Linked DNA regions of Homo sapiens: region 2 is linked to region 1. Evidence: chromatin contacts called from ENCODE Hi-C data. All regions are on one chromosome and are shown on one strand. Each heading gives the region's core, a stretch centred on a gene start or an enhancer-like site at or near the end of the contact. The rest is flanking DNA. Distances are from core to core; before and after follow the strand shown. Region 1 overlaps FOXP1 (forkhead box P1). Region 2 overlaps SHQ1 (SHQ1, H/ACA ribonucleoprotein assembly factor).

What was found. Hi-C counts contacts between places; a loop is a spot of excess contacts on that map. Pooled maps may share reads with other maps.
Region 2: a pooled map shows a loop between it and region 1 (16-fold over the local background). The contact joins two enhancer-like sites. A Hi-C loop is called at or near these places in 2 of 37 single-sample maps with no recorded cell type and 2 of 50 pooled maps.

The regions. Positions count from the first base shown.
Region 1 is chr3:71,008,484-71,014,705 of GRCh38, forward strand. The region is part of intron 12 of FOXP1 (forkhead box P1); the gene reads right to left. Among named protein-coding and RNA genes, the nearest start is that of FOXP1-AS1, 280 kb to the right of the region's middle. Within about 2 kb of position 3,273, at least 8 of the 41 ENCODE cell types and tissues checked have a DNase peak (open chromatin) inside an H3K27ac peak, as active enhancers do.
Region 2 is chr3:72,819,396-72,825,348 of GRCh38, forward strand. SHQ1 (SHQ1, H/ACA ribonucleoprotein assembly factor) reads right to left here. Exons shown (of 11, transcript NM_018130.3): 6 at 5,029-5,156. Among named protein-coding and RNA genes, the nearest start is that of SHQ1, 26 kb to the right of the region's middle. RefSeq lists enhancers at 2,852-2,901, 2,922-3,201. Within about 2 kb of position 1,821, at least 13 of the 41 ENCODE cell types and tissues checked have a DNase peak (open chromatin) inside an H3K27ac peak, as active enhancers do.

The DNA of each region.
Region 1 (6,222 bases), core at 2,023-4,522:
CAGGGCTGGACGATTTCATTAGAGTTAGCAGGAGCACCTGCTGCTATCAGTTAGCACTAACAAATGCAACAGTCACATGATAACTCATGGTTGATAGATTAAAAAAAAATCAACACTAAAACTGCAAGTTGTTTTCAGAAGAAACAGGGAAATAAATGCATACAATAGACTGGGTATCTGCTGATTCTGATAAAGCGTCCCTCTGTTGGCGGTGAGGGAAAGACAACAGGATGGTTATTTGTACAGTATTTATCTTTGAAATCAAGGGCCCTGTGGTATACCTCACCTTGGGAACAAATGCTGCAGAATGATCACAGAAAAGTGTCAAATCTCTGGTTTTGATTTACCAACAGTTATGATATTTCTTCCTCAGGAGGGAAAAAAAAATATGCTTCAGTTTTAGACCTGTGAGTCCCCCCCACCTCTCTTTTTTCTGAACCCCTCTCTCTGTTAACAGTGGCACAGTATTGACAGATGGGATTTTTATCCTGAAGAACCAAGCTTGGCCTCTGTAACAGTTACAGCTTATTAATCTGGAGCTGCAGAAGACCAGAAAGCTGTTACCTGGCAAAGTCACTTCCTCTCCCTTAGTCTGAACCCTAAAAACTGGGTGGAAGAACCCAAGATCAAGGAAGTACAGCAACCATGGTTGGTCAATGAAATCATGGGGGCGGGGGGGGGGGGGCGCATGACACACGTGGATATCTCCCCTCAAATATGACTAACTTGAGGGTTCTGTGAATCCAAGCTAACATAACCCTGGATAGCTATGTCCGGGGCCACAAAAGCATTCCTCAGCTAAAAATATGTTGGTGACACCAAAAATGGTACAGCAAACTGTGGTCCAAGGGACACAGCCATACTCGTTCCTTGTTCCTTACGCATGGTCAACGGCTGCTTTTGTACCCCAATGGCAGAGCTAAGTCGAGTTGCTGTGACAGACACTGTATGGCCTGCAATGCTGAAAATATTTACTGTCTACCCCTTTATGGAAAAAATTTGCCATGCCCTCCCCTCTGTGTGGGACTTTTTACCAGAGGTTTCTGATTAAAACATTCTATTACAGAACAATTTCTTCGGATATATCAATGCTTTGCATAGTCACAACTCCTTTTCCTAGGTAGAAGGTTGGAAATTTTTGGATATTTAAAATTACTCATCCTTGAAAAATAAATATATCTAAGTAGGTTAAGAAGTTCTAACGCTTTTAAAGAGTGCCTAGTATGGGCTAGGCAGTTTATATGATGTACTTTTTATTTACTCATTCATTTATTTAATTTTTAGAGACAAGGTTTTGCTTTGCTACCTAGGCTACAGTACAGTGGCATTATCATAGCTCACTGCGGCCTCGAACTTCTGGGCTCAAGTGAGCCTCCCACCTTAGCTTCCCAATTAACTAAGACTATGGGCACATGCCACGACACCCAGCTGAATTTTTTTTTTTTTTTTTTTGGCAGAGATAGGGTCTTGCTATGTTGACCTGGCTGGTCTCAAACTCTTGGCCTCAAGAAATCCTTCCACCTTAGCCTCCAAATGCATTGGGATTACAGGGGTAAACCACCTGTGTCTTGCCTGGTGTACCTTTTAATTCTAACAACCGTAAAAAGTGGTTAACATCCCAAATCACATGTGCTGATACTGAGGCTCAGATGACATGTGGCTAGTTCAAAGAACATATTAATAATGTCCTCACTACCCAGTCAGGCTTTCTCCAAAACTTTCTTTACATCCACTGCCAAGCAGAAAGCAAACTGTCAATAAGAAGTGCTGCCTCTAACCAGGCTGTATAATGCAGCAGTTAAGAATAAGTCTTCTGAAGCCAGACTGCCTGGGTTTGGACCTTGACTCCACCTCTTATTAGCTGTGTGACCTTGGGTAAATCATTTAACCTCTCTGGGCATTAGTTTCCTTAACTCTATGCTGGGAATACTACTACAATACTAGCATAAACTGTTTGTGAGGATTAAATGAGTTAATATATGTGAAGCATTTCGGGACTATGCCTGTTTTAAGGTTCAGTACTATTTAATTATAAACTATTACTAGGGGAGTGTAAAATCAAGGGAACAGAAAATAGGTGAAAATAATCTATGAAGTAACACTTAAATCAAGGTCAAAGCAATGTTACCTTTATTAAGTAAGAATACCAAGGAGAATTCAAGCAACACTGCTATCAATTTGCCTAAACCATAAGAAATCCCTTCTAAAAAAGAAAGGGACAACTGAAGAGAAGCGTAGACTAGAGAATTTTGGGTCCACTGAAGCAAATGAAGATGCTTTCAGGATCTATGAATCCAGCAATCTGAGCAAAGTACTTGATGCATCACTCTCTGATGACAATAACCCCCCCTCCCCCCCCACCCAGTGAGATCATTCAAAGAAGCCAGGTGGTTTTTACTTGAACCACAGAAGTTTGCTAGCTTCTTTCAGTTCGGTTCAATGGAAAACAAAGTTGGTTTCATCAAAGTCAATTTGATTTCCCTTTAGACTGAACAGAGAAGTGGGAAATGTGAATCTACAAGAAGACTAACTTATTTTCCACTGCACTAGGCAAGATCCTGATACCTGAAGACAACTCTGAATTTCCAAGAGTTAAAATCATGTTGTAGAGGAAAACTGAAATCCTGAATTTGTTACATATGACCAGTCAATGCGTAACTCAGGAAAGCATCTAGGGGAGTTTCTTCTTACTCAGCATTTGCTCTCCTTTGCTACTTTACAATATTCATTTTTACATTCTTGAAGCAACTTTCTCATCCCCAGCCCCCATGTGGTTCACGTGGGGTGAACATCTCCCTCTGTTCTGGAGGCAGCATGTAATGCAAGCCAGGGCACATCATGGTGATTGGCTCAAAGCTAGAACACATGACTCAATCTGGGCCAATGACAGTCTGCCTATGGCTTTTTCTGGGGCTACATGGAAAGAGATACTCTGTGGGATTAATAAACCTGTCCTCTTCAGTTCCACTTGGAAAGAGCCCCCAGATGAAGACAACATAGAAAAACAGAGCTAATGGACAATCAATACTCCAACAGCCTTGGTTAAATATCAGGATCTAGCCATGCTTGAAGCCAGCTGTACCACTGGACTTCCTAGCAATAGGGGCCAATTATCATCCCTCATTTATTTATTTATTTTTTTCGCTTCAGCCAATTTAAGTTGGGTTTCTGTAACTTACAAACAAAAGTCGTCTTACAAATATAAGTCAATAAATAAGTACCAGGAAATAACCAAGCAACAGTTGCAGGTTGATAGTGGGCATTCCAATTCCACTGAGCAAACAGGAACTGAGAACATGTCGTGTCATGTGCAAAACCACAATAAATAATTGATAGGTGGTTTCCTATACAAGTGCCAGACTTCTAATATCTTTAGAAGAGAAATGGGCTCTTTTATAGGAATTGAGTCTAGGCCCCAATTCTAATGATCTTTATTTTCTTTAATACGAAAATTATTCTCTCTCCTTTTTGGGATAATCTTCTAATAAATATAACCTAATTGTCAGCTCACATAACAAATGAACCTATGATTTGAGGATTTTTTACGGTAGGCATAAGTTAGCCATTAACAAAATGTTTAAAATGGGTCTAGAAACTGTCATTTCCCTTTCTGACTCTGAAACTGATATATGTCCCTGAGCTTATGGATAGCAATTTTATAGTTCTAGAGACTTTATAACAATAAATCATATTTACAGATGTTTATCAGCCATTCTACAGATGGAAGAAATCGGTACCAAGGTATTTATCAAACCTAGCACTGGTGTAGAAGAAAAAACTCAGAATTTAAAAGTGGCTCTGCCAAGTTCTTTTTCTCTCATTATATAAATATGATTAGGCAAATGATCAGGAAAGAACAAAACTAAGATTCTATAGTGAGTGATTTCTAAACAAAACAAAACCCAATATCACTACTCTGAATGATAATAATTGTAAACGGCTGTTGCTTAATTTAAAATAAAGCATTGCTGATCGTGATTGTTCACATCTAGAAGCAATTTTGGACATCTCTTTTAAAATATTTTTAAGTACTTAAGTTTTCAATGACTACATAATGCTCTCAGAGTATAATCCTGAGGCAAGAAAGCTATGAAATAGATTCACAGGCTTCCATTCATTAACCAAAAATTTATATTCACCAAAACTGCTTGCAGGTAACACAAGGTATCTCTCTAAGGATGGCTTTATTACAATATTTGTATCGGGTCCATAAAGATAGATACAGAGACTGTTCTAACAATATAAAGACCACACAAAACTGGAGACCTGCACATAAATCAGCTCACCTCTGTTTCCCTGGGGCTTGAATGAGAGAGAAAAGCTAGAAGGAGATGGTCCCCAACACCCAATTTGTAAACCATCAAGCACCCAGATGTATACATGGGCATATGTTATAGTTATACATGTGCCTATGTTATAGGTATACATGTGCATATGTTTGATTACATGTCTATAATATCATGTAACATTATATTCAATTCATAGGTTAATGATTCAGTGATATTATGAATATATTTATATGATACAAAAATGGAGGGCAGTTTGGTCTAAATTTTATTTTTAACTGACAAGGTAACACAAGTAAGGAATAGCATAGAAGCATTTCACTTCAGCTATGAGATTAATATTATTTCCTTACAGAGATGCTTTATAGGTGTTATAGCTTCAAATGGGCCAACCCAGGTCTTAGTCATACTTTAACAGTAGAAATTGTTACTCCACTTTCCCTATAAGGACAAGAACCTGAACAAAAGTCAATACCAATATAGAAAGTTAAGAACCAAATTGGTAGCTTTCCTCGCCATCTGCTTTCTACATTTATAAAGTCAATTGTATAACAAAGAATGGGTCCAATCACCCAGCTGCAATTGGCCAGTAATTGTCACCAATTTTATAAAAATAAAGTGCATATGCAATTGCTTCAAAGAGAATAAAATACCTAGGAACCCAACTTGCAAGGGAAGTGAAGGACCTCTTCAAGGAGAACTACAAACCACTGCTCAATGAAATAAAAGAGGATACAAACAAATGGAAGAACATTCCATGCTCATGGATAGGAAGAATCAGTATCGTGAAAATGGCCACATTGCCCAAGGTAATTTATAGATTCAATGCCATCGCCATCAAGCTACCAATGACTTTCTTCACAGAATTGGAAAGAACTACTTTAAAGTTCATATGGAACCAAAAAAGAGCCCACATTGCCAAGATAATCCTAAGCAAAAAGAACAAAGCTGGAGGCATCACACTACCTGACTTCAAACTATACTACAAGGCTACAGTAACCAAAACAGCATGGTACTGGTACTACAACAGGGATATAGACCAAGGGAACAGAACAGAGCCCTCAGAAATAATACCACACATCTACAACCACCTGATCTTTGACAAACCTGACAAAAACAAGAAATGGGGAAAGGATTCCCTATTTAATAAATGGTGCTGGGAAAACTGGCTAGCCATATGGAGAAAGCTGAAACTGGATCCCTTCCTTACACCTTATACAAAAATTAATTCAAGATGGATTAAAGACTTAAACGTTAGACCTAAAAACCATAAAATCCCTAGAAAAAGAAAACCTAGGCAATACCATTCAGGGCATAGGCATGGGCAAGGACTTCATGACTAAAACAGCAAAAGCAATGGCAACAAAAGCCAAAATTGACAAATGGGATCTAATTAAACTAAAAAGCTTCTGCACAGCAAAAGAAACTACCATCAGAGTGAACAGGCAACCTACAGAATGGGAGAAAATTTTTGCAATCTACTCATCTGACAAAGGGCTAATCTACAAAGAACTTAATTTACAAGAAAAAAATCAAACAACCCCATCAAAAAGTGGGCGAAGGATATGAACAGACACTTCTCAAAAGAAGACATTTATGCAGCCAACAGACACATGAAAAAATGCTCATCATCACTGGCCATCAGAGAAACGCAAATCAAAACCGCAATGAGATACCATCTCACACCAGTTAGAATGGCAATCATTAAAAAGTCGGGAAACAACAGGTGCTGGAGAGGATGTGGAGAAATAGGAACACTTTTACAGTGCTGGTGGGAGTGTAAACTAGTACAACCATTGTGGAAGAAAGTGTGGCGATTCCTCGAGGATCTAAAACTAGAAATACCATTTGACCCAGCCATCCCATTACTGGGTATATACCCAAAGGTTTATAATTCATGCTGCTATAAAGACACATGCACATGTATGTTTATTGC
Region 2 (5,953 bases), core at 571-3,070, 1.8 Mb after region 1:
TACCTTTTGCCATTGAAACACTTATTTTTCATGTAGTCAAATATGTCCATTTTTTTTTTAAGACAAGATTCTGGATTTATAGCTTTAGTTAAGGTTTCCCCAATCCTTGAATTGTACATGAAGTCTCTTTAAGATTAAATTTATTATCCATTAAGTGGAGGTACAGCATCATAAACAAAGGTCCTCATCCTGGTCTTCATATTGAGTAGGCTGAGGAATAAGAGGAAGAGGAAGGGTTGGTTTTGCTATCTCAGGGGTGGCAGAGGCAAAAGAAAATCCCCATATAAGCAGACCTATGCATTTCAAACATGTTTTGTTCAAGGGTCAACTGTATTTAATTTAAAATTTACTGGATTTAATTAATAAGACAGATAAACTGAGTGTTGACTGCCTCATTGGAGGACGCATCTGAAGTTCCTTAATTTAAATAAAAGCTCTCAGTTCATTTTAAGCAATTTGATTTAAGGAAATGGCATGAAGGCATATACTCACTGCAGGAAGAAAGCATACCTGACAAAATATTTTATGACTCCTTGTATTTAGCAAGAAGGTTAGAGACAGTATTCCCTTAGGTATGGTTTTTGAGATGTTCATTAATTTAGCTAATGGGAAAATGCCAGGTGTTCATGATCTCTGACTAGAGAAAAGTCTTTATATCCTAGTTGACTAATAGACCCCTGCTCCCACATAATTCTCAATCACAAAGTAAGCATGCCCAGAAACTATTTAGCAACATGTCAACTCTCTACATATTTATGCCTTCATTTTTAAGTAATCATACCTATCGACGTTTATCCATTTATAAAAGTTGACCTAGGCAATGTAGGTTCTGACGTTACATTATCCACATGTAAGTATTTCTACATTAGTCATTTTCAATAACTGTGCACAGAAGAAAAACCTACTTGAATTATTCTTCTGAATTCTTGGATACTAGGAGCTGCTAGACTTTCCCTAAAACACTTCCACCTTTTACTGAGCATTTATAAGTTCCACTGTGGCCTACTTCATTAATAACACACAAATGCATTTAAATTCTGAAATTCAAGCAAAGAAATCAGAGATGATAAATAACAATAACAACAAACCAGGAAATCACTAGAGAAACCAAAAGTCTGAGCTCCCTAAGGCCTTTTTTATTAGAGCTGTAAATCATATCACCCAAAGGGGAACTTGGGGGAAGTTTGCACACAATCAAGTCTAACCTAGCAGCAGTACTGGAAATAACTACAGATGCAGTGCCAACAATGCTTGGATGATTGCCACCATGAATAACATTTGTCAAGCATTTGTATGACTTAGCTACACTACAAAGCAGCTTTGCTATATAGTTCACAATGTTTTGGCTAATTATACTTTTAAAAATAATCTCCAGTGAAACAAAAGTCAGCTGAACTCTCAATACATTTGAGGAGGAAACTGGTGCCCTAGCATTGAAGCAAATGGCCAAGGACCACCTCCCAACATCAAAAACCCCACCAATATGTCTGAAGGCTGCAAAGGGACTATCAAAATGAAAGATGTCTGCAAGGTAGTCACTTTTCTCTTCCAAATATTTTCTAATTTTGTTACTTTTAAATCCTCCCTTCCTCTCTAAATCCCCCTCCCAAACATCCCTCTTATCTGGGTCAACAATTAAATCACAAAGGATCTCAATGCTCTCAGAGTAACGCACATCTGTCTATTACATTGTACATTCACTGGAACCAGATCAAGGGAACCAGAAAAAATTGTGCTGCATTCAAACCTTCAGCCTAAATGGGTAGCCCTGCAGTGCTACAACTTTCAAAGTTGACACTGACAGTTATCTCTACAAACACTGAAGGGCTCACTGGTGCCAAACAGGATGTCCCTGCTAGGAAGTTCATTGACTATAAATGTTACGTGGTGTCATAACAAGCAATAACGTGCCAAGACTCTGGAGCTTCAGATTAACCACTGAAAGACAACATGGGAAATGCGGTGAGTTCATCCTCATGAAACCAGAGCTCAGGGGAAGCACGGCGTTTAACACTTCCATTTACAAGCCTTTGGGGAGGAAAATCTGGATCACTACAAAGCTGGAGAAAAGTCTCCCTGTTGTAACTCAGGGCTGTGATGAAAACGACAAGAATTACAACCAAGGGAGAAAAAGAGGGAGCAAAGTTCACCACCTAAGGCTTATCTGGAATTCAAAGCAATCTAGGTTAATATTTTATGATACAGAATGAATCAAAGGTACACCCCTCACCTGCACTGTTGTATCTGCCTGGCGACACCTGATGAGGAGGTGTTAAACAGACAACAGCCCACGCTATGACACAAAGAGGAAGAAGGCCAGAGAGGCAAAGAACAAAGAGGAAGAGGAGAAAAGGTACAGCAGCATGCACCATAGTTCAGCAGAAAACTGTGATGTTTATTTCTTGGTTTATTTCTTTTCCCCCATATTTTATCCTGGCTCAACACACTTCAATTTATTCCTCCAATTCTGAGTGCCCCAAATATTTGAACCAGGATTTTTCAAATGAGAGAGAAATCTTGTTAACAAGGAACTTTCCCTTAAAGCTTTCTAAATGTATAAAAATTGTAATTTCACAGAGAAACCATCCAACTCCTGGCTCTCCTGTGACTGATTTTACTCTACAATAATAATTTCTAACATTTACAGGATTTTAAATACATCGTTTCATTCAATCTCAGGACAACTCTGAGGTAGGTACAGCATTCCACAGCAACCCAAAGGTGCAAGATCATATCGCAGGCATGTGGTGGAACAAGAAGTCCAACCCCAAGCCTACATTTAGTTTATATCTTACATTTGGTATTATTAGAAGAGACACGCTGTTCGACACAAAGCTCAAGTTCGTCTACCTTAGATCACATGTCCTTGCTATTTTTAAAGGTGGTTTTTAGAATGAATCACCATAATGGCTTTGCAGACTATGACTGTTCCTGATGCACCAGCCTGGCTATCAGTCATGGGTCAGATGAAGGGTCAGGAGGGCAGGTGGTTAAAAGGACTGAGTGGCTTGATCTCCTGCTAAAATTACACAAAGAAGACTAAGAGCATTGCTGACACAGAAAACTGGACTGAGAACAAGCTACAGTTTATCAAAGTAGAGCAAGTTAGAATTTAAATCAAAGGGAACGCCTTCTCTTGATTTTTAGGGCAACTAGCTCACCCTGGTGGACAGAAAACTCAACTACGCAACCATCAATTTTCTCCCACACCACCTCATTAAAATACCGTGCTAAAATTAGGGAAACTGACTCAAACCAGTTGACACACTTGATGATTTAAGTTTGTTCAAACTTCATGATCAGATCTACCTAGCATGTACAATTAACTATCTATATTCTGTTAGCAATCCTAAACCTGAAAATTTGTCTATATATACATAATGTGAGAAGTCTCTGAAAGCTGCTTAAACTCAAATATAAAAGTCAGGATTTGTTGAAAACGACAATAAATCTATAACAAAGAGTCACTATAGGCCGGGCGCGGGAGCTCACACCTGTAATCCCAGCACTTTGGGAGGCCGAGGCTGGCGGATCACAAGGTCAGGAGATCGAGACCATCCTGGCTAACAGGGTGAAACCCCGTCTCTAGTAAAAACACAAAAAATTAGCCAGGCGCGGTGGCCGGTGCCTGTAGTCCCAGCTACTTGGGAGGCTGAGGTAGGAGAATGGCGTGAAACCGGGAGGCAGAGCTTGCAGTAAGCCGACATTGTGCCACTGCACTCCAGCCTGGGCGACAGAGCAAGACTCCGTCTCAAAAAAAAAAAAAAAAAAAGAGTCACTATAATGAGCTTCTGTTATGCAATAAAGCTAATCCTCTATTTTCTAAAATATTATAGTAGCAATTTTTTGATCTGGTAGAACTCACCTAAACTTTAATAAAACTTAACCATAAAAACATTTATTACAATATTTATAGATATTTACTGAGTACCTTTATATAACAGGCACTATACTAGACACTGAAAAAATAGCAGATAACAGGCTATTGCATTGATATGCAGAAAATAAAAAACTGTGATGCATTAGAGACCCTGTAGCTACTTCAGAATGAGTGGTCAAAGAAGGCCACTATATATACTATTTGCAACTGCAGAAAACAGGAAGTCACCCAAATGTCCACCAGTAGTAAACAGCCCAAATATCCATCAATCATGAAAAAAATATCCAACCGGATACTATGTAATCATGAAAAGCTTCAGGTAGATCTCTACATACTAATATGGAAGATGTGCAACACACACTACAAATTGAAAACAAGGTACAAACCGGGTATACGTGAGTCTATGTGTAGACATTTCTTAAAGCGACTGTTTAGATGTGGGAATATATATTTTTAAAATATCCCCAAAATTGCTAATAGTGATTACTTCCGGGAAGAAGAACTTGGGGTGGGAAGAGTCTATATTCCATTTAATACTCTTCAGAATGTACATATATATGTATTCTTTCCATTTAAACATTGAAATTTTATTTTTAATATGTAAATAAAAGCCAAATCAGTGTGACAGAAAACATGGGTGTTCTCTTCTTGATCTGTCTGCAAATGTTATATTTCTAATGTATAGTCTTAATATATCAATGCTACACTGCACTTAGAGAAGCTGGTAATAACATGTCCATCTAGGTCTTTTCCCACTTGGGTCTTCCCCCCGCCCGTTACTAATACTCAAATGTCCTTACCAAAGAAGAATGTTCATACCTCTTAAGCAGGTTATTGAGAAACTACAAATGTCCTGTGTGATAATATCCCTAAATTTAGGTTTTAAAAAATAATTAATTATAAAAGAACTCCAATGATTCTAAAGGAAACCATACTTCAAAAGAATTTTCCAACACAAATAAGCCTAATTATTTAGCGGCATTTTCCAGTCAGGGGCAAAGAAGTCATTTCCAAAATTAGCAATTCAAACTCATATTTTAACATTATAAGGCAATTACAACTATACGCTTAATAATATGGAAGGCAGTAAACGTGGTACACCATGAGATTTTAAAATGAAACAAATTAGCCGAATTTGAGTTTCTTACCTAATGTAGCATGATTTTCTTGTTCCTGACTCTTTTCCAAAAAGGCCATCATTTTTGAATATTTGTCAGTCCACCAAGGATTATACTTCAAAATCTGTTCAATCGCCTCATCTTCAAAAAAGTCAGCTCTAGGAAAAAACATTGAAAGAACTTACTATACAGGATTTCACTGGCTTTTACTTTTTAACATTTTATCTTAACTCATATTTGTACTAGAAATACAGATTTTAATTCAAAGTACATTTCAAGGAAAGACTGAACACTATATTTACTTTCTTTGTAGTTACTAACCACAAACATAAGTTATTTACCATAAAACAAAAGTAAGTATCTGCCTAAAGGGATATATAACATTGCTGATCTCTTTTTTTTTTTTTTTTAACTTTTTTTAAAAGAGATGGGTCTCACTCTGTCATTCAGGCTAGAGTACAGTAGTAACATAATCACAGCTCACTGCAGCCTCAAACTCCTGGGGTCAAGCAATCCTCCTGTCTCAGCCTCTCAAGTAGCTATGACTATAGGCACATGCTACTGTGCCTGGCTAATTTCTATTTTTTCATAGAAACAGGGTCTTGCTTCCTTGCCCAGACAGGTCTTAAACTCTCGGCCTCAAGTGACCCTCCCACCGCAGCCTCCCAAAGTGTGATGGGATTACAGGCTTGACCCACTGTGTCCAACCTCTGATCTCTTTAAATAGAAGGTACATAGAAGACTGGTCCTACCCTGAAGTCCCATCCCATATTCGATGATGTGAAATGAAGCAAATCTGAAGACACATTGGACTGAAATCTAGCACTTGTGCTAGGTATGCAAGTACTACAGACTTTAGTAAAATTTCAATAAAGGAAAAAATTTTTGAACTCAACCAGCAAAGAAAAACAAGCAGATGAGTAGGAAATTCAGGATACTGCATCTCCACAAAGAG